2 separate regions of the Mus musculus genome follow, and region 1 is linked to region 2. A link is a loop called in an ENCODE intact Hi-C map of the cell type or tissue named here. Cell type or tissue: gastrocnemius. All regions are shown on one strand. Links, peaks and the distances in the headings refer to the core of each region. The heading gives the core; the rest is flanking DNA.

Region 1 (9,421 bases), core at 635-8,634, 170 kb after region 2:
TGTGTACTATCAAGGCTCAAGGCTCAAAGGTGGAGTAATTCATTTCATGCCAGGAACATCCACAATACAACTACTTCTATGGGACACTGACTGACTGTGGGCTGTCCCACCTGGCCTGATCCTATGGGTGCCTATACTTTGGTTAGAAATCTTGAAGGCCACATGTTTCTTGACATTTACAGGACGACTCACTTCTTTCAGAATGTCCTCTCAACCCAATGCCCAGACCATGCTGAACAGTCACATCTGAAGAGCACATCAGAGTGTATACACCGACCCTACACTGCCAGGTCCCAGGTATGCCAAGCCATTTCCTTTCTGCTGTCACGCCAGGCAATAGTGACACTGTGGCTCTAGTTGGCCTTGTGTTTATTTACCCTCAGCCTTCCATTCTTCTCTAAGCACCTGGCTGAGCTTGCCTCCACTGCCTAGATCCATCCCACTCCAAACGCACTGTTGGTAACACATTTGATTTTTTTCTGTGGAGGAAAAAGGTCTTCCAATGAAACAGGAGGACCACTGACTCCTGCTCCAACCTAGTTTTCTTCTTGACAAATGGTATCTATCACTCAAGTACACGGCCAATGCATAGTGGAAAGTATGGAGACTGTCACTCATGGTGGAAGGGTTGCCAACTTCCTGAGTCTGTGAGTGATGGACCACCCAGGAATGAAAGGCAGGTGCATTTCCATTTCTCAGGTGGGGGAAATATTAAAAGCACATAAGAATTGTAATGCCACGAGAATAATTAGGGCCACTGCTAGCAGGGATCTAGGATGTGAAAGAATATAATTCAGGCTTAGAATTCATAGCACAGAAGGTCAGGTAATGGCAAGACAGCTCTTCATTACTGTTCTTCATTATTTCATCGAGCGCAGTTTTTCAACTCAGCCCTGTACGCTGAGTCATGAGGCTCCCTGGAAAGCTTCAATTGATAGGTTTACGGGGCCATGGAAACAGAGTGGAGGGGGATGATTAACCATGATGATCTGGCGGCCTTCCAGATACAAACTGATTATACCAGAAGGTTTGTTGCAACTTCTGTCATGTGGTCAGTGAAAATGACTCCTGGCATCAGAAAGCCTGGCTGTGGAGCTCAGTGTTGTCACTCAGTGGTAGGGTGTGGTGGTCAGCTTTTCTCCCTGATTATGCTTCTAATCGTGGGAATTTCCCAGATCCCCTTTTTAGCTCTCATATCCTCTGGATCAGGTGCATTTCAATTACAGATTTACAGATGACTTTTTTTTTTTCCTGTTAGTATCTTCCCAGCTACCAATTAGGTAGCTAAAGCCACGATCTACTTTGTAGCTGAAATAAATAAAGCACTCTTATTGAGTATGGAGTTTTAAAATTAAGATGATGATGATTGTTGCTGTTATTGTTGTTGTTGTTGGTGGTGGTGGTGGTGGTGGTGGTGGTGGTGTGTGTGTAGGTCAGAGAACAGCCTTAAAGAGTCAGTTATCTCCTTCCATGTAGGTTCTGGGGACCGAAATTAGGTTGTCAGCCTTGGCAGCCAGAACCTTTACCCACTGAGGCATCTTGCTGACCCCAGTGTAGAGGTTCAAGTTAACATGACTGCTCATCAAATGGCCAGAAGTATGTAAAACAGGGAAAGCATGCTAGGAAAATGAAGCGGATATAGTGGTCAATGAAACAACAGAACACATAATTAAAGGAATATATATCAGAGCCACTGTGGATGATGTCAACAGAGGCAAAACTTACATTAGAGGAAACCATCAGAAATGGATTGACTAAGGACCAGTGAGATGGGTCCATAGGTGAAGCACCCAGGTAGTGAGCAGTCACACCTATGCATGTGCACACACATGATAAGTAGAAATGAATGATTCACAAGCTCATTTTGTGACAGGTGCTTTATAAGCTTTCTAATTCTGACTTCAGTCCTGTTGTGATAGTTTTGAGGGTTCCTAGGTAGCTGGGAAGATACCATTTCTGCATGTCTGTGAGAGTGTTTCTGCAGGGGACTGGTATGTGGTTGGTGGAAAGTGGAAGTCCTCAGTGTCAGATGGGCCTCAACCAAGTGGCAGTGGCCCTGGAGAACAAAAAGGCAGAGGAAGGCAAATTCACTCTCTTTCTCTTCTGAGGCAGGATCCTCTTAGGCTCTTGGATATCAGACTCTAGGTTTTTCCATTCTGGGACTCAAGGATTTGCACCAGCAGCACCCTGGTCAGATCCGTTGGTCTTAGGGTAAGAGTTACATCATTGAGTCCTTGGCTCTCAGTTCTGCAGACTTAGACTGAGCCTGATCATCTGCCTTTGCTTCTCTAGCTTCTAGATGGCCTGCTTTGGAATCTCCTCGTTGTAAGCTAGTTTCCTTAATAAGTAGAATCTATGTATTTATGTATCTATGTATCTATCTCTCTATGGATCTGTGTATCTATGTATCTTTCTCTGTATCTATGTGTATGTATGTATGTATGTATGTATGTATGTATGTATGTATCTATCTATCTATCTATCTATCTATCTATCTATCTATCTCATTTACCCCTTTCTGCTATTAGTTCTGTCTCCCTGGAAAGCTCTGTAATATTCCTTTGAAGTAGATAGCATCATCCTAGTTTACAGATGGGAACACTAAGGCTCAGATTGAACTAATTGATCAAGGACACCTAATTGCAAGATGGTGGGGACACATCTTCCCAATTCCAGGGCTCCTAAATGTTTCTTCTGCTCTTTGTTGTCTCTGGTTAATGATAACGCACTACTGGAGTGTTAGGGTTTCAGCGTGAATTTTTGGATATTTGATCATCAGCTAGTTACTGTTTTTGGAATTTGTGCAGTCTTGGGACCTGGGACCTAGATGGTAGGCGTGAATCTCTAGGGTCAGGCCTTGAATATTGCACCCATGCATGGTTCCTGTCTGTGCTTTTTGCTTCCTGTCGGTTACAATGGAGAAGCCTCTGCCAGTGATCTTACTGCAGTGTCTTCCTTGCCATGATGGCTTAAAACCCTCTGACACTCTGCATCTAAATAAGTGCTGTCCTTGATGTTGCTATGTCAGATGTTTTGTCACGGTGACACAGAAAGTAATTGATATAGAAAGTAAAAGCAGGAATACTTTTAGGTAAAGACCAGCAGAAGAGGTGCACAGTTGTGCTTGTTACAGAACAGGTCCATCCAGCTTGCTCCATGGTCTTGTCAGGCATTTCAACACACTATATAATGAAACTCAGGGCAGTGGCTAACTCTAATACAACCAAAAGAAAAACTCCCAGCAAACCAGTGTATTTTTTATTTTTTGTCAGAGATACTTAAGGAATGAATCTCAGTATCATGGCCAGAGATCTCAGCAACTGGTGGGTTTCATATTTGCTTATATAAATAAATTTTTATTTCTCATTCTGATCAAGATAACTCCAAATCCCATTTCCCACAGTTATCTAGAAAATAAACAAATATTTATTTTAATGAATAGATGAGCACACAGGAAATTGACAGCGCCTGCGCATGAAAAGAGAGCTGAGAACTAGGCCAGCCTGTGCATGATCTGATGGGCTGAAGGGGATGAGACACTGACTCAACAGGCTAGGGTCATGGACAATTTAATATCCACTTTGGGGGGATGGTCAGGAACTGATGTTTTGAGTTCATGGATAGCAAAAGGGGGCTATCAGAGCCATTCCATCAAGCTTGAACCTTCCATGTGAGGCTAGATGAGGAGAAATCTGCCCAGTGACCCAGAAGGGTTTATCTGTTTTGTCCTAGCCTGAATGGAAAAAGAAAATTCTTTTGAGAAAATTTTGACCTGTATCTTGTGAAGGTTTGAAATTGAATATATATTGCTTGTGTAGTCTAGGAAACCTCAAGCTGAGAAGTTTTTATAAGACTGATAAGGAACCCCCAGAGAGCTGGTCAACAACAAACAAATGGCACAGAAGGACATCCCATCAATTAGGCTTTATAACGTTTTACAAATAAAACTCTACTTAAGATGAGTGCATGATTCAAAAGTATAGAATCAAAGAAGAAACAACCAATTATGAACAAGAACAGCAGGATTAAATAGCCAAGAATTTTAGATAACAATGTATTAGAGACCATAAAATGAATATATTTTGAAATGAGTCAAAGCATAGATGCAGAAACATAAGAAACAGTATGATAAAGAACTAGTATGTGTGGAAAGACTAAATAAACATAATCATTAAGATACAAACCTTCATGTACATGTTAAATAGTAATTACTAAACCAGTAATGTTGGAGAATTACTCAGGATACAGCACACGGAAATAAAACTAAGAGAAGGAGGTAAAAGATATGGAGGATAGGTTAGGATAGGTTTCTCCTATCCTAATAGGAATCCAGAGAAAAAGATCAGAAAGAATATGGGGGGAAACAATGATGGCATATGGATTTAGGATTCACTAACCCCCACGAGGATATACCGCTATTTGATATTAGCATTCTGGGTTATGTGGGCAGATCTAATGAGGCCCCCTACTCTGTGAAGAGAGTTTCAGGCCAGTCAAGATTACATAGTAACACCCTTTAAAAAACATTAAAACCTAGCCACATTATAGTAAGATCTCCAAAAAAAGACCATCTTAAAAGCAATCAGAATGGAGAGACAGATTACTGGGTAATGGAGAGGTGGTTCAGTGGTTAGGAGTGGCTAGGAGTTAGCTCTTGCAGAAAACCCGAGTTTGTCTTGAAGCACCCCCATGAGGCTCACAACTGCCAGTAACGCTTGTGTTCAGAAACTGAACGAGGGGCTTGTTGTTGTTGTTGTTTTTGTTTCCCAGCACTCACGTGCCAGCTAACAACTACCTGTTAGCTGGTGCCCCGTCTGGACACCACAGGCACTGCATGAATGGCATAAGCAAAATACCCATACACAGAAAGTGAAAATAAATATGCTTCTTACCAAAACAAAACAAAACAAAACACCCCAAGACCTTAACAAAAGAATGACATAACATTGGCAGATTTTTTTTTTTACCAGAGACAATAAAATCCTGAAGAAGATGGAATGATATCTTCAAATTACAGAATGAAAACAATTTACCTAGAATTGAATAACTTGTTACATGATTAGTCAAGAGGAAAGGTGAAATTAACACATTTTCAGGCAGATAAGAACTTTCTACTATTAACAAGTCATTGCTGACAAGACTCTTAAAAGCTGTACTCTATACAAAAAAGAAATTGATCCCAGAAGGTGTGGGGTGTGGGATGCTCTGCTAAAGAAATAAACTAGTGAGCATAGACTTGTGAGATAATAGCAGTACCATGTAATCTTAAAGATGGAAAGAAGACAGTTTTGAAATGGCACCATAATATCATAAACTCTGAAGGGAGATTGGTGGAGCTAAAGTGCCCTTAGGTCTGCCTTGAATTGGATAAGACGAAAGAGAACACAACTAACCAAGAACATAAACTTTGTTATGTCAAATATGAATATGGAAAAATAAGGGTCACATTGAAAATGTGGAAATAGACTGTGTAATTTCCAATTCAGTAGAGGAGGTAAAAGAGGCTAAAGAAACGCTAAGCGCAGTAGGTAACTTTGGTTGTCAACTTAACAAACCTGGAAGGAGGGAACCTCAGTGAACGAAGTACCTCCATCAGATTGGCTTGTGGCAATGTCTGTGGGGCACTGCTTCAATGAGTGATTGATGTGAAAGTAAGCAGTCCACTGTGGGTGGTGCCACTCCTAGGCAAGTAGCCCTGGACTACGCTGGAAAGCTCACTGAATATGAGCAAGGGAAGCAAGCCAAGAAGCAGCACTCCCCCACGGCCTCTGCTTCAGTTCCTGTCTCCAAGGTCCTGCCTTGAGCTCCTGCCCTGACTTCTCTTGATAGTGGATGCTAATCTGTAAGTTGCTTTTTTGGTCATAGTGGTTTTTGTTTTTTTTGTTTGTTTGTTTGTTTGTTTGTTTTTGTTTTTATCACAAGCACAGAAAAGCAAACTAAGACATAGAGTATTCAATCAGACAAAAATAGAAGATAGAAAAAGAATCATGGTAAATAGAAGATAAGTAACTGGCAGGAGAAAATAAATGGTTAAATACTCTAGTCACAGCTGGTCACAGTCTAGCAGGCAGATCTCCAAGGCCAATGTCTGGGGCCAGTCTGGGCACTTAGTGAGAGCCCCAGAGCATGACAACAACAGCAGCAACAATAACAGCAGCAACAACAACAGCAGCCACATTCTCTGCATGTGGTGGTACTCATAATTTCAGCACATCACTGAGCACTGGAAGCTGACCTGTGAGGATCATTTGAGTCCAGAACTTCTAGACCTGCTAGACTTATATATTGGGATCCTGTGTCACAAACAAAACAAGTGAGCCTCCTCCTTAACCTCTAGTTATGAAATATGTGGAAAGAAAGAATGGCTTTCTAACTTAGTAAGTATATCACTCTATAAAAATCCAAGAGACCCCTTTCTTCCAAGTACATTCATTCTACTTACTCTTAAGCAATTTCCAAAAGCAGACACAGAGTACTAGGGTAGTAGGTAGAAAATAGAAGGGTGTTAGAGCGTGCCAAGATATTGTTGCTCCCCATCCTTGTCCTCCTTCTGGTTTTCTTTCCTCTTCTTCTCAAAATTAGTTATTAGAAAGTGGAAAATAAGTTGTCTAAATCAATTCCTCATGTGAATTACAATAAATATAACTGGGTTAAACTGGTCAGAAACCGGCTTCCTATTGCCTGCTTCCCTCTCGTTTGTTTTCTTAAAAATAACATAGAATATTGTACTTCATGGTTCTCTATGTTTCAATTTCTGGAGTTTCAGTTAGTTGCCTGTGAGCATTCATGTTCTGTAAACATATGGGATACACCAGGAATAAGCAATTCTGCTATTCTGGGTAGCATGATGAAATCTCAGCCTTCCCTCTCCATCTTGCTCAGTATAAAAATTTCCTGTTGTCCAGCATATTCACACTGCATGCACTACCTGCCCATTAATCACTTCATGGCTTCCTCAGATGTCAGATGGACCCTGACAATACTGTGATACTTAGGCTCAAGTGCCCCTCACCTGCAGTGTCACAGTGCTTGCATCTTTCACCTCATTTCATTTCATCCCGAATGCATTGAATCATCTCATCAAGGAACTACAGTATAATGAGTTCAGTATAATAAGATATTTTGAGAGAAAGCTAGAACACATCCATACAACTTTTATTTACTACAGTATATTATTTTAATTGTTCCATTTCATTAAGTAGTATTATTCTCTTTCTGTGATTTATTTATAAATGGCACACATGTGTAGAAAAAATAGAGTAAATACATGGTGTGGGCGTACCTGCAGCCACAGGCATCCACTGGGGACGTGTTCCTCTTGGATAAGGGGAGACCCTATAGCTAAAAGTAAATGAATGGGGGAAAATCAAATTAAGCTGGAATTGAAATTTTAGTATCTGAAAAAATAGAACATTGAAGGTAATAGCACCCCAAATGACAAAGGAAGGTAAGATATACTGGGGGAAGGAATCATAGATTTAGAATATATAATAATTATGATTATTTATGTAACATGTTATTAAGTGTTTATGATAATCTTGGTCATTGTTCTTGGTTGAAATAATACAGCACAGACAACAAACATGTGTCTTCGTTAGCATTAACAGTCTATGTAGTTATCAATATAGCTGCAAGTATTTCAAGCAACAGTGGGCAGAACTGGAGGATAAAACAGACAAACCAGGAGGAGTAAATGGAGATGGTAAGAGTTCTCTCCCTGAAAACAAGTGAGCAATAAAAACGAACAAAAGCAAGCTGCTGGAGATTCGGACCACACAATGAATGAACTTGAATGGATTTCAGGAATATCTGACGTATTGTTTTTGAACACACACAGTACATTTCTGCAATAAGAACACACGCATGGAGGCAGCGTGAGTAAATTCCAGAGACTCAATCTCATTCAGCATTCAGGCTATTTGACGTTGAGCCCAGGCACTTCTTTCAGGGAGACCTTTTGGGAGACAAGCCAGGAGAAGATGGAATGCCCGTTCTTTGCAAACTCTCTGCCTCCCTGGAGCAAAAGTACAATCAAAATGGTGATAGCTGCAGCCTAGAGCTACAAACAGGACTGGCCCTCTTCTACCACAGGGGCATAGCTTATGTTGGCCCCTGGTTCTTTCATCTCTGTTCTTGCCCATGCTATGAGTTTCTCCTCAGATGAAATGAAAGGGCACCCAGCCCGGAAGGAGGTGCTTTCTTCCCCTGGCCCTTGAATAGGACTTCCACCTGTGCCTTGGCTTTCAGAATGGTTGCCTGGGTAACAGGAGTGGTCTTAGTGGCAGTAAAAGTTTCCCTCTGCACTGAGCAGCTGGACTCTCCCATTTCAGAGCAAGGTTGCCTGATTTGTGGGATGACCCCTGTCAAAGGCCACCCCCTCACCCACCAGCTACCAAAGGCATCACCTGAACCTCCCCCAGGTGTTTATAGGAGAAAACCTGTCTTCAGAAAGGCGTCCTTTAGATACTTCTGTCTCCTCAAAACAGTGACATAAAAATTCATCTCAGGGCTATGGATATGGCTTGGTGGTAGTGGAGCAACAGTAGGGAGGGGGCTGGAGACACAGCTCCATGCTTCTGCTTGTAGAGGCCACTAGAGAAATGAAGCCTGGATTCCTGGCTGTGCCACAGGGGCAGAAAAAGGGATTTCAGGACAAGTCCATATGAAGCAGAGTTGGAGTTTAGTAAGTTAAGGAAAGGGCACTAGACTCCCAAGTAGGGGTATGGGCTTCCTACCAGTTGCACTTCTGTATCTTAATAGCCATACATACATGATTTTGCTGGCTTCTAATGTTATATTTGTCCATGAAGGTTCTGAAATTTTGTGCCCCCCCCCCAGTAAAGAAGATCAGAGGGAGGGAGGTTCTTGAGTTGTGATGGATAGTATTACAGATGATGACTAAAATCACAGGTCACAAGGTTGGATAAGAGGCCAAAATACTTTTTTTCATTGTAAACACAGTTCATAATCTTGTGACAGTCTCCAAAAATTGCAGAAATTTCATCTATGCTTAGGCTGGTCTAACATTCTTCTTTGAAATCTCTCTGTGAAAGGAATCTTGTTGCTGTGTCAGCAGCCTTGACTCTATCTATCTATCTATCTATCTATCTATCTATCTATCTATCCATCTACCTACCTACATACCTACCTATCTATCTATCTTTGTATGTGTACATGCCTGAATATGCACCATGTGTGTGCAGGTCAGAAGAGGCATCCATCAGATGCTCTGGGACTGGAGTTATAGAAGGGTAGGAATTGGCATGTGGGTACTAGGAACCAAATTCAGGTTATCTGACAGAGCAGTAGATGCTCTTAACCACTGAGCCACTTCCCCAGCCTCAGGATTCTGGAATTCTTGACTCTCAGCTGGTAAGATGCTTCAACTAGACTCTGGGGTAAGAGATTCCTTTCCTTTTTC
Region 2 (9,421 bases), core at 696-8,695:
AGCTTCAGAAGTGGCGATTGTGTCTGCGTTTGTCAGGACATCTGAAAGAAGGCAGTGAACAGTTCCTCCCAGGAAATGTACATGGCTTCCTCCGTTCAAGAAGTCACTGGGGCTCAGAAGTTAAGAATACTTACTCCTCTTGCAGAGGTCTAGGGTTTAGTTTCCAGCACCCTCATGGTGGCTTACAGCTATCCACAACTCCGGTTTCAGGGGATCTGACATTCTCTTCTGACCTTTGAGGTCACCAGACATGCATGTGGTGTACATACATACACACATGTGGCCAAAACAGTCATATATGTTAGAAAAAAAAATCCACACAGGCAAATGTCATCTCTTCCCTCTTAGAGGCCTGATTGGCTTTGGGGTTTGACTCCCCCAATAAGGAAGTGTTGCTATGAAACTTGGGAATTTGGGACCTTGTGTCGATGAGATAGAATGTAGGAGTTCTCCTACTAGAGAGGACAGAGCAGTATGCTTGTCAGGAGCTAGAACTTGCTGTCCAAGCTGGGTCGGAGGGACTAGGATGGCCCAGACCTTGTCAAACACCTCGCTGATTGCGGTGGCACGAGCTGGACCTGCCAGATGGTGCAGAAGAATCGACTCAAAAATCTTGAGCAAAACGCAATGGTTGCTTTTAGTCACTTCATTCTTAGGCAGCACTGGGCAGCACAGCACAGTGTTTTGCGTATGTGAAGGGCTTGGCCATTGGTGGAGAAGAAGAGCCCTTGCAGGTTCCAGGGACAGTGCAGTGCACAGACAGCATGCTTTGGGTCAGCATAGGTGAGAATCCCGAGATCTGTACAATCTAAGAGGGTGTCATGGTTTCTATCTGAAATGTCTTTGGGAAGTTGGACCAGGCTGGAATTCAGTCACTAGGGGAAGGCCTTTGAAGGTATAGATGAGCCCTAGTTCCTAGCTCTCTCTGCTTCCTGGCCCTCCACAGTAAAGAGGTATCTGCTTAATGCTCCAGCCACCAGGACTTCTGGCATGCCTTCCTTCTCCTTTGTAATGGACCCAGATACATGAAGCAGTGACCCCCCCCCCAAACCAACCTCCTCTCCCTTAAGTTGCTTCTGTCACATATTTTGTCACAATGACAAGAAAAGTAGCATAGAGAGGAATTGATTCGCCCTGGAGTACTCATCTTAGACCATGAAGGAAAAGATGGAGGCTGCTGGTTAGCTTCTGGCAGGGGACATGGTAGGGCACATAGCTGGCCCACACTTCTACCCTGTGCTTGTTTAATTGTTCCTTCTCGGCTATATTCGCTCCATCTACCCCACTCCCCACCCCGCCCATGCTGGCGCCCTGAGGAAAACTCTTGACACCCTCCTTCACAAGCACGGCTTAAGACAGAAGTCCACCACCTCTGCGGCCTTCTGCTGGCCTAGAGAATTTCACATGCACTTGCTGCCTCCTCCCGAAGTCTTTGTGTGTCACTTTGGTTCTTCAGGATGCCTTTTATAGTTGGCAGGGCCTAGACTGTAGGCCCTCTGGAAAGACAGGCTAACATTTGGTTGTGTTCTTTGTGGCCTAGGTGTGATCCATGGCTTGAGACTGAGACAGACAAGTCACCAGCCTGGGGGCTGTTCTTCCCTCCCTTACCATCCTTTGGAGCAAGGAGGGGGAGGACAGAGCAACTCCAGGAGGGACCTCTTAAATTCAAGGGCAAGTAGTTGGTTTGCCATGCCAGCTCTTAATGTTCAAGGACACACCACACACACACACACACACACACACACACACACACACACAATGCTTTGGGGATTCTCTGTGAAGCTTGCTGTAGAGCTCAGATAATCTTATTTGGAGAAGCCAGCTTCATACACACACACACACACACACACACACACACACACACACAGCACTCTCAGGCACGAAGGAGACTGCCCTAGGGGAAACACTGTCTGCAGGAACCAGACTCCACAGCCTCTCCTGGGACTCATCGTCATAGTGTCTCTCGTCAAAGTGTCACTTGCCAGGCGCAGCTCTAGCTCAGCACAACTCACCCCCTCTTCTAGCTTGCTCCTCCCTGGCTCCCACAGTAAGAAAGGCCTCAGAGGGGAACAAGCACTGCTGAGTTTGCAAGCAGGTGCTGCCTGTCTTGTCCTTGGCAATCCCTTGGCCTGGACCCAGAACCCTAATCAGCCACGGGTCTGATGAAAGACCACTTACACGGTTGAGGTGTCCACCCAAAGAACTTGGGGTCAGTCTCACCTTGGCTGAGGTTTTGGTGTCCTCAGGTCAAAGCCACAGCAATTCCTGGAGTTCTGTGTTTTCCCCTTTCTTTAGACATACCCTTCCCCCAAATGAAGAAAAGGGTTAGTAGGACAAAGGTGAGGGGGGGCGGGCAGCAGTAGGTAGGGAAAGTAACCTGAGGGTAATGGGTCTCAGCAGGCAGTTGAGAGATCAACTACTGCACTCTCTACCCAACAGGGCCAAGATTTGCAGGGTAACTGCCTGCGGTGGTAGCTAAAAGAGGTGGGTTACTCTACCCTCAGCTTGCCTCTAGCCCAGGTATCTTCTTTGGAAGCAGCCAATCTGAGCTGGTTACCTAGGCCATGTTTATGTTTTCTATTCAAGGTCCTTGGGCTGCCAACACCAGTTTCTTGAACCAGGAGAAAGTACTCAAGTCATCTAGAGAGTCAGAGAACAAAACCCATCTCTTTCTTTGGGCGTCTGGAATAGGCATTCCGTTGATAGGAGATGAGGCTGTCCTGGAGAGGGGCATTTAGTGGCCAGGGCACTAGCTCATCAGGGGAATCAGCTTGTTCCAGTTGCTGTGGAAACTAAGGTGCTTGGAGAAATCAGGTTGAGATCACTCCACTGGACACCAAATTGAAATATCAATCTCTTTTCTCCTAATGTGGGGTTTGCATGGCCTTCACGTGTGCATGTACATCTCACAAAGCTACAGAGACAGACGTAGTAAGTCCTGGAGGACTCTAGGGGTCTCCTGGTCCATCCCATCCACCTCTGTGTGCCTTGATACTGTCTTTAGGACACTGTCATCTCAACCAGCCCCTAGTGAGTCACCACAAGGGATCAAGAGCCTGAATTTTGTGGTCACACATAGTTAGGCCCGAGTTTGTGTCCATCAAGGCCTAGTTGCAAGGTCTTGTGCAAGTCACTTGGTCTTTAACACCCTCCCCCATTCTCATCTGGTAGCTTTGCGGGGGATGAGACAGTGTGTGGCTGAGAGGGCTTCAGAGTGGATTCACTATGGTGAAAGGAGTCGGTTTCTCTGCCTGTGTCAGTTGGATCCTCCAGGAATTAGATGAAAGGAGGTCCCAGGGACATAGGTGGGAAATACCAGGAGAGCTTAGCCAGTGAAGAAATGGCTAGCCACAAAGGACAGCGCTCCCTACATGCAGTGGGGAGGCTTGGCCTAAAGGCTGAGACAAAGCCTTTAGGCTCTAGAGCTGGAAGTTGTCAGCTACTTGGCCTTTCTCATGGGAAGCTCTCTCTGGATGGTCTGAGGAGGGGGCCTCTGTGGCTGATTCAGCCCTTCTGAATCCCTCCTTATGGAGTTCTCCTTGAAAGTCAGCATGTGTGCTGCTGTGGAGTGACTGCTGATCCGTGATTCGTGCTTCGTGATTCCTCCCTGGCATACAAGCGCTACAGCTCCAATTTCAGAGAACTTGCCAGAATGGCCCCTCTGCTTTCCAAGCCTACTCCACGGCAGGCTGCGCCACCCAAGTTCAAGTTGAGGTGAAAAAGACGTCCCCATTCAGGGGATAGTGGCAACGTTCTGGAAAAGCAGAGACCCAAGAGACACTGCTGTGCCTGTATTCTGGGAAAAGCAATGTGCTACCAGGAAGCAAAGGAAGAAGTTAGGCCAGTTCAGACTCCTTCTGTCTGTTGATGCAACTAAAACTTTATTGAGTGCCTACTGTGTTCCAGGCTGCCTTAAACACTGAGGATAGAGGATAGATACAAATCCTATACGTTGTAGAGATTATGTAGTATCAGGGAGAAGACTGGCAATACACAATCAAGTAAGTGCTTATTGTGCCAGGAAGTAACTGGTGTGAATGAATGGGTGAAGAAGTGATGGAGGGATCCCCTCCCCGCCACGCCACCCCCCCCCCGCCCCCCCGCTGTCCGTATCTGGAAAGGTCTGTAAACTGCTGGGAAGAGTAAGCAGGCTTAGCTATTAAAACTGTACCCCAGGGATCTAGCTTGTGGGTCTGGGTGAGCTTCTGCTAGGTGTAGAATAGAAGGCTTGTTTCCCAGGCTGAGTCCTTGGCCAAGGTCACCAGCTTGTTAGTGTCAGTATGGGAACAGGACCTGCAAAACCACAAGTTTGTTTGATCCTTCACCTCCCAAAGACCTGTCTGGCCTCTGCCCCTCCACAAAGCTGAAGGGTTCGAATTAGAGTGGGTTTGAGTTTTGGTGCCCGAGAGGGCCCAGGAAGGAAAGAACTTGGGGATGTGATTGGACTCAAGGAAACTCTTCCTGGACCAGTCTGCCCAAGCACTCAGAGGCAGCTCTGTTTCTGGCTTTCCTCCAGGTCTAGGACTGGAGGTGGAGGTGTGGTGACCAAGAGGGGATGAAGGGGGTGGTAATCTAGGGCCAGTAGGCTCCCTACATTATCCCTCTAGTCCTCCCTGGCTGCTAAGCTGGCAGGCGCATGGGAGGGCAGAAGAGGATAGTGTCCAGGAAGGTGGAGGACACTCAAGTGGCGATTGAAGAAAGGCAGAAGAGTGCATGGAGAGGGGAGCTGGGGCTCCGGGTCCCGGAAGGGGCAAGGGAATGGAATGTTCAGAGGTGGCGGGTGGTGGGTGAGGGCATTTGGGGAGTTAGTTTCGAGACAGGGAGCAAGGCCGAGGCGGCTCAAGGTGAGGGGGCGGGAGATTGGGGGGCCCCTGCAGCATCTCGGACCACAAAGGGCCGGGGAGCTCAGGCCCGCGGTGTTAGCAAGCCGTATCGATCGAGGGGCGGGCGCAGCGAGCGCGCCGAGAGCGGCTCCATCCATTAGGGCCGCTGTTCGCCTCCAATTAGAAAAAAAAAATCATTACTCAGCAGCCAGCAGCGGCCTGCGCGCCGCCCGGGACCGCCCGCGAGCGAGCCAGCCAGCGAGGGAGCGGCGGCCTCCCCCGCCCGCGCTCCCCACCCCCCTCCCCCGGCGCCCCGCCTTCCGCGGCCCTAATGACAACTATTAGAACTGCCTCCCCGCACCCACCGCCTGGCGAGCACAAAAGCGCCAGATTCATTTGGTAATCGGGGTAATTACAGCGGGGCGCGGGGGCGCACGCGGCGATGGCGGGCGCGCTGGCGGAATGCTAAGGGGCCCGGCGCGTCGCCCGTCCCCACCCCGCAGCCCTCCCTGACTGGCCTGGAGCCCCGGCAGCTCTCGGTGCCACAACTATCAGAGCCCGAGCCCTTTTCCCGCTGCAGTCGCCGGAAGGGGGGTTCCGATCGGCAGACAACGCAGAGCTGTCACCCCCCTCCTTCCCCAGTCCCCCGCAGTCCCCGGCTGCCCTCGCCAGCGGTTTCCACCGCAAGGCCTGCGGCGTCCGGGACAAGATTTGCTGTGTCCAGAAGTCGGAGAACCCCTCCGAGGTCCGGACGCATAATAAATACCATGTGTAATGTATTTACTCTGTTGCCCCCAGTTAATTTACACCCTAGCGCTGCGCCGTCCCGCCCCCGCGCGCACCAGCCTGCCGTTTCTATTTACAGGCGCGAGGCGCTGTACCTCGAGAAGGCTGCCCCCCCCCCCTTTGAGAGCTTTAGGATGGATGCAACGTGTCGTTAAACCTGAAAGGAGCTGTTACTTATCAGTAATGGTGTTTTCCTCAGGCCTTTCCCCTCACCTGCACAGAGACAGGTACCACCTGGGTGGTGCACCAGGACTAGGGTGCCCTAAGGCCCTGGTGGATGTGTCTGTTGGGGGAAGAGGGAGTAAGCATTATGTGGCTCTAGCAGAAGGTAGCTGAGGCATTTTCGAGGGGGGCCCACCCCAGAACTGCAGGGACCTGACTCCTCAGAACAGCCCAGGCAAGAGGCTGCGCCCGGAGGGGACATGTTCCTCCTCCAAAACTGCCTAGAGCAGCAGCTCCTTAGGCTGCCTCTTGGACAATCCCCTCCAGAGGTACGGTTCTTGCAGTAGCAATTGCCTTATCTGGGGTGATTTTCCATCCACCCTTTCTGGGCAGCTGGACCAATCTTCACATACAGGACTTATCTTGTGGAGAAGCAGGGCTCTGTGCTGGAGGCAGGCCTATCGAATGGAATGTTCACTGGGCCTTGTGTGTGTTCTTAATGACCCATAACAACTCTCAGAGGTGAAAAACAAACCCTTACACCCCTTTAACCCTTTCTGTGCCCGTCCCGTTGTGGTCTAGGAGACTTCTCGGTCTTGCTATGGTGTCTTCTACCCCACCGGCTTCTCAAACATTAGTTTGGCTTCTCATTGGTGGAGGTGGTGGTGGTGGTGTGTGTATATGTGTTAGAACTGTGCAAGACCCTGAAGTAGGGAGCTGCAACCCCTGGAAGTAGCATCAAAATTCTGAGTAGGTACACAATTTTCCAAAAGGAGGATTCTTAAAGGGGATCTGAGGCAGCCCCAAAGGTTAAGAACTACCTAGCAGCTGTACCAGCTCTTGCAGGTCCGACCGCTGAGCCTGGCTTCATTACCAGGACGAACAAGGCCATCCCAAAGCAGTTGTGATTAAAACAGTGAGATAATGCTTTAATATTCGTACAGTACAGGCATCTACAAAAATAAATTATTAATGATGTCCAAAATGGCTGTGTGTACGCAGCATGCACGTGCATGAGTTGGTGACTCTCTCTCTCTCTCTCTCTCTCTGTGTGTGTGTGTGTGTGTGTGATTAGAATTATAAGCTTTGCTCTTGGGAAGCTTGTTTGGAACCTCTTCATTTCTCTGCTCCTTAGGACCAAGGGGGATTGATCTGGGGTGTACCCTCTTCTCTGAGAACCAAGCTCCTCCGTTCCTCTGGAGACCCACAGCCTCTCTTGGGCACTTAGTCATCTATATGGACTCAGTACACCTTTGAGCACTCATCAAACCAAAGGCTCAATCAATGGTCTTGGTCCAGTCTCCTGTCCCTTCTCTACTTACAAATAGAAGGGACTCTAGATTTTCCCCAACTTTAGTCACTGGATTCTTTCTGGTGCTTAACTTGGAAGTACTTGACAACTACTATGATTTAAAAAATAACCACATGTAAAATAAGCCTGAATCTAGGGTATTGAGCAGGCCCCAGAGAGGAGGAGAAATGGGTGGATGCGGTGGTAGGCTCATTCTCTTCCTCTCTAGCTAAGAAAATAAAGCAGGGGAAACTTGGTTGAGGTCCTGAGAGCAAGATTAGAACCAGTGTTCCTCCCTGTGACACCCAGAGTCTTCCCACAATCAAAAGCTGTTCTTAAACACCATGCCCAAAAGCCACTTGAGGAGGAAAGGATTTGTGTCACTTCACAGATCACAGTTCATCACTGAGGAAACTGAGGGCAGGAACCTAGAGGCAGGAACTGAAGCAGAGGTCATGGAGGAATGCTGCTTACAGCTTTGCTCCCCATGCCTTGCTCAACATACTTTCATCAGGACCACCAGCCCAGGGATGACACTTCCATCCACAATCAGCTGGCCTCCACATCAATCGCCAATCAAGGAAAATGTTACACAGGCTTGCCAGTAGACCAACCTGCTGAGGGCGTTTCTCAGTTGAGGTTCCCTCTTCTCAGATGACTCGAGCTTGTGCCAAGTTGACAAGACAACTAGCCAGTTACCCATACCTTCTTCCTTGTATTCTTTGAAGCCATTTTCCCCAGCACATTTCTTATGCGGTTCATTCCATCTTGGGGATTATTCCTAGGGGATTTGAACTGCTCCAATATGTTCTTCTCCATTTTCAGCCAGCCCTTATAGGTACAGGAGTATTCAGAAAATAAGGTGGATCGCTCCTTTGTCCCGTTCCATAAAGTTCTAGGTACAGATGCTCCCTGCAGCCTTATAAGCTACATGGCCAGCCGCCACATTTTGGCAATCATGCTGCCTGTGGCTTGTTTTTATTCTTTTATTCTTGCTATCCTAGGTATAGCAAGGTCCATCTCTGCCCAGGGTCCCTGTGTTCCAGAAGGCTGGCTCTGCGTGGAGACCAGACCTTAACTCTGAGACCCATAATTCTTTCCACCAAGTGCTTTGGGCAACTCCTACAAATCAGTACGCTGACTCCCCAGATAGACTGCGAAAGATGCTTTGGACAGGATGGTGGACCAGGACTGGTCAAGGCAAAATCAGATCCAAAGAAGGCAAATGGAGCAGGAAAGGCATAATTGGGAAACAAAGGCACTGCTAGAGCCCTGCCTGCTCCAGGAAAGGCAGTCATCTGCCCAAAGACAGATAAAGTGAAGGACTGTTTTTTGAAGGGGAAGGGGCAGAGGTCACTAGCTAGGGGAATGTGTCATCTTTGACATGGGGAGGGTGGTTATTCCAATCTAGAAAGAGAACGCTGGCCAGCTCCCTCCCTAGCCTGGGAGATACAATCCTGGACCCCAGTCCCTGGGGGGAGAAAGACGGGCCCTAAGTTAGTAAGAGTGCAGTAGGGAGGGAAGAGGTATGTTACTGGAGTCTGATGCCCCGTCCACCATTCAAGCTTTTTGAAAAGAGGACACCTTTGCAAATTCACTAGCTGACCTGAGGGACCATGGGACTAAAGCCAGATCTCAGCAGTGGCCCTGGCTGAAGAGCTGTTTCTGGGGCTAATTGGTGTGCCCGCCCATCAAACTTTACAGGCTCCAGGCTGCAGCTCACTGGGCAGGGGGCTGGAGGCCAGAATTTGAGGAAAGTCCTCCCCCCTGCCCCGCCCCCCACCCCCGTTTCTGCCCTAGGGGTACCTACAAAGACTCCGTGGTGTCTGTACACAAACTTGAAGCCTTTATCCCCTCGGAGAGTCCAGCAGGGTTGCCTCCTGCCAGGAGGGTCTGTGCACTAGAGTCTACAAGTTCTAGGGTGGGTGTGGGGAGGAATCTGCCCACATTGCAACCGGCATCCACCCCCTACCCATACCCAGCCAGTTGCTCCCAAAGGAGGATGCAGGAGAAGGAAGGAGCCAGACCTTCTGAAGGTGGGAGTCACAATGCAAGCTCCAATGTGTCACTGCCCAGGGCCCTGGAGACCAAAGACTTGCTCTTCATTCCCCTGCAGCCCATCCCTTCCCGCTCCGCCTTCTCACACTTCCCGCCAGCTGCAAGCAGCTTCTGGTATCTTCTCCCTGGTCTCAAAGCTGGGGGTTGGGGGCAGCTTTGCTTGAGCTGTGCCCCAAGCCTAAAACCCTCTTATCAGACGCCTACTCTCCCCATTTCGCTTTCAGCTTTAAGCTCCAGGAAGTATGGGCAACCCCCACGGTAAACAAAGGCAAACGCTTTCTTTATCTGCAGCCTTTACTAT

Evidence for each region. A loop is a pair of places that touch in the nucleus more often than their neighbours do. Peaks named below come from ENCODE experiments on the same cell type or tissue, not always from the same donor. Only the 100,000 strongest peaks of a DNase experiment are listed, where the experiment ranks them.
Region 1: a loop joins it to region 2, with 2.7 times the contacts of the local background. A loop is called at or near these places in 9 of 42 quality-filtered maps.

What each region holds. Positions count from the first base shown.
Region 1 is chrX:11,636,270-11,645,690 of GRCm38, reverse strand. No RefSeq gene overlaps it. Among named protein-coding and RNA genes, the nearest start is that of Gm34187, 110 kb to the right of the region's middle. In gastrocnemius, for the core only: a CTCF peak has its summit at 4,811; a DNase peak (open chromatin) is centred at 1,015.
Region 2 is chrX:11,803,329-11,812,749 of GRCm38, reverse strand. No RefSeq gene overlaps it. Among named protein-coding and RNA genes, the nearest start is that of Gm26314, 42 kb to the left of the region's middle. In gastrocnemius, for the core only: no CTCF peak of the experiment used is centred there; DNase peaks (open chromatin) are centred at 3,645, 4,560, 4,965 and 5,202; H3K4me3 peaks cover 1,283 bases; H3K27ac peaks cover 1,242 bases.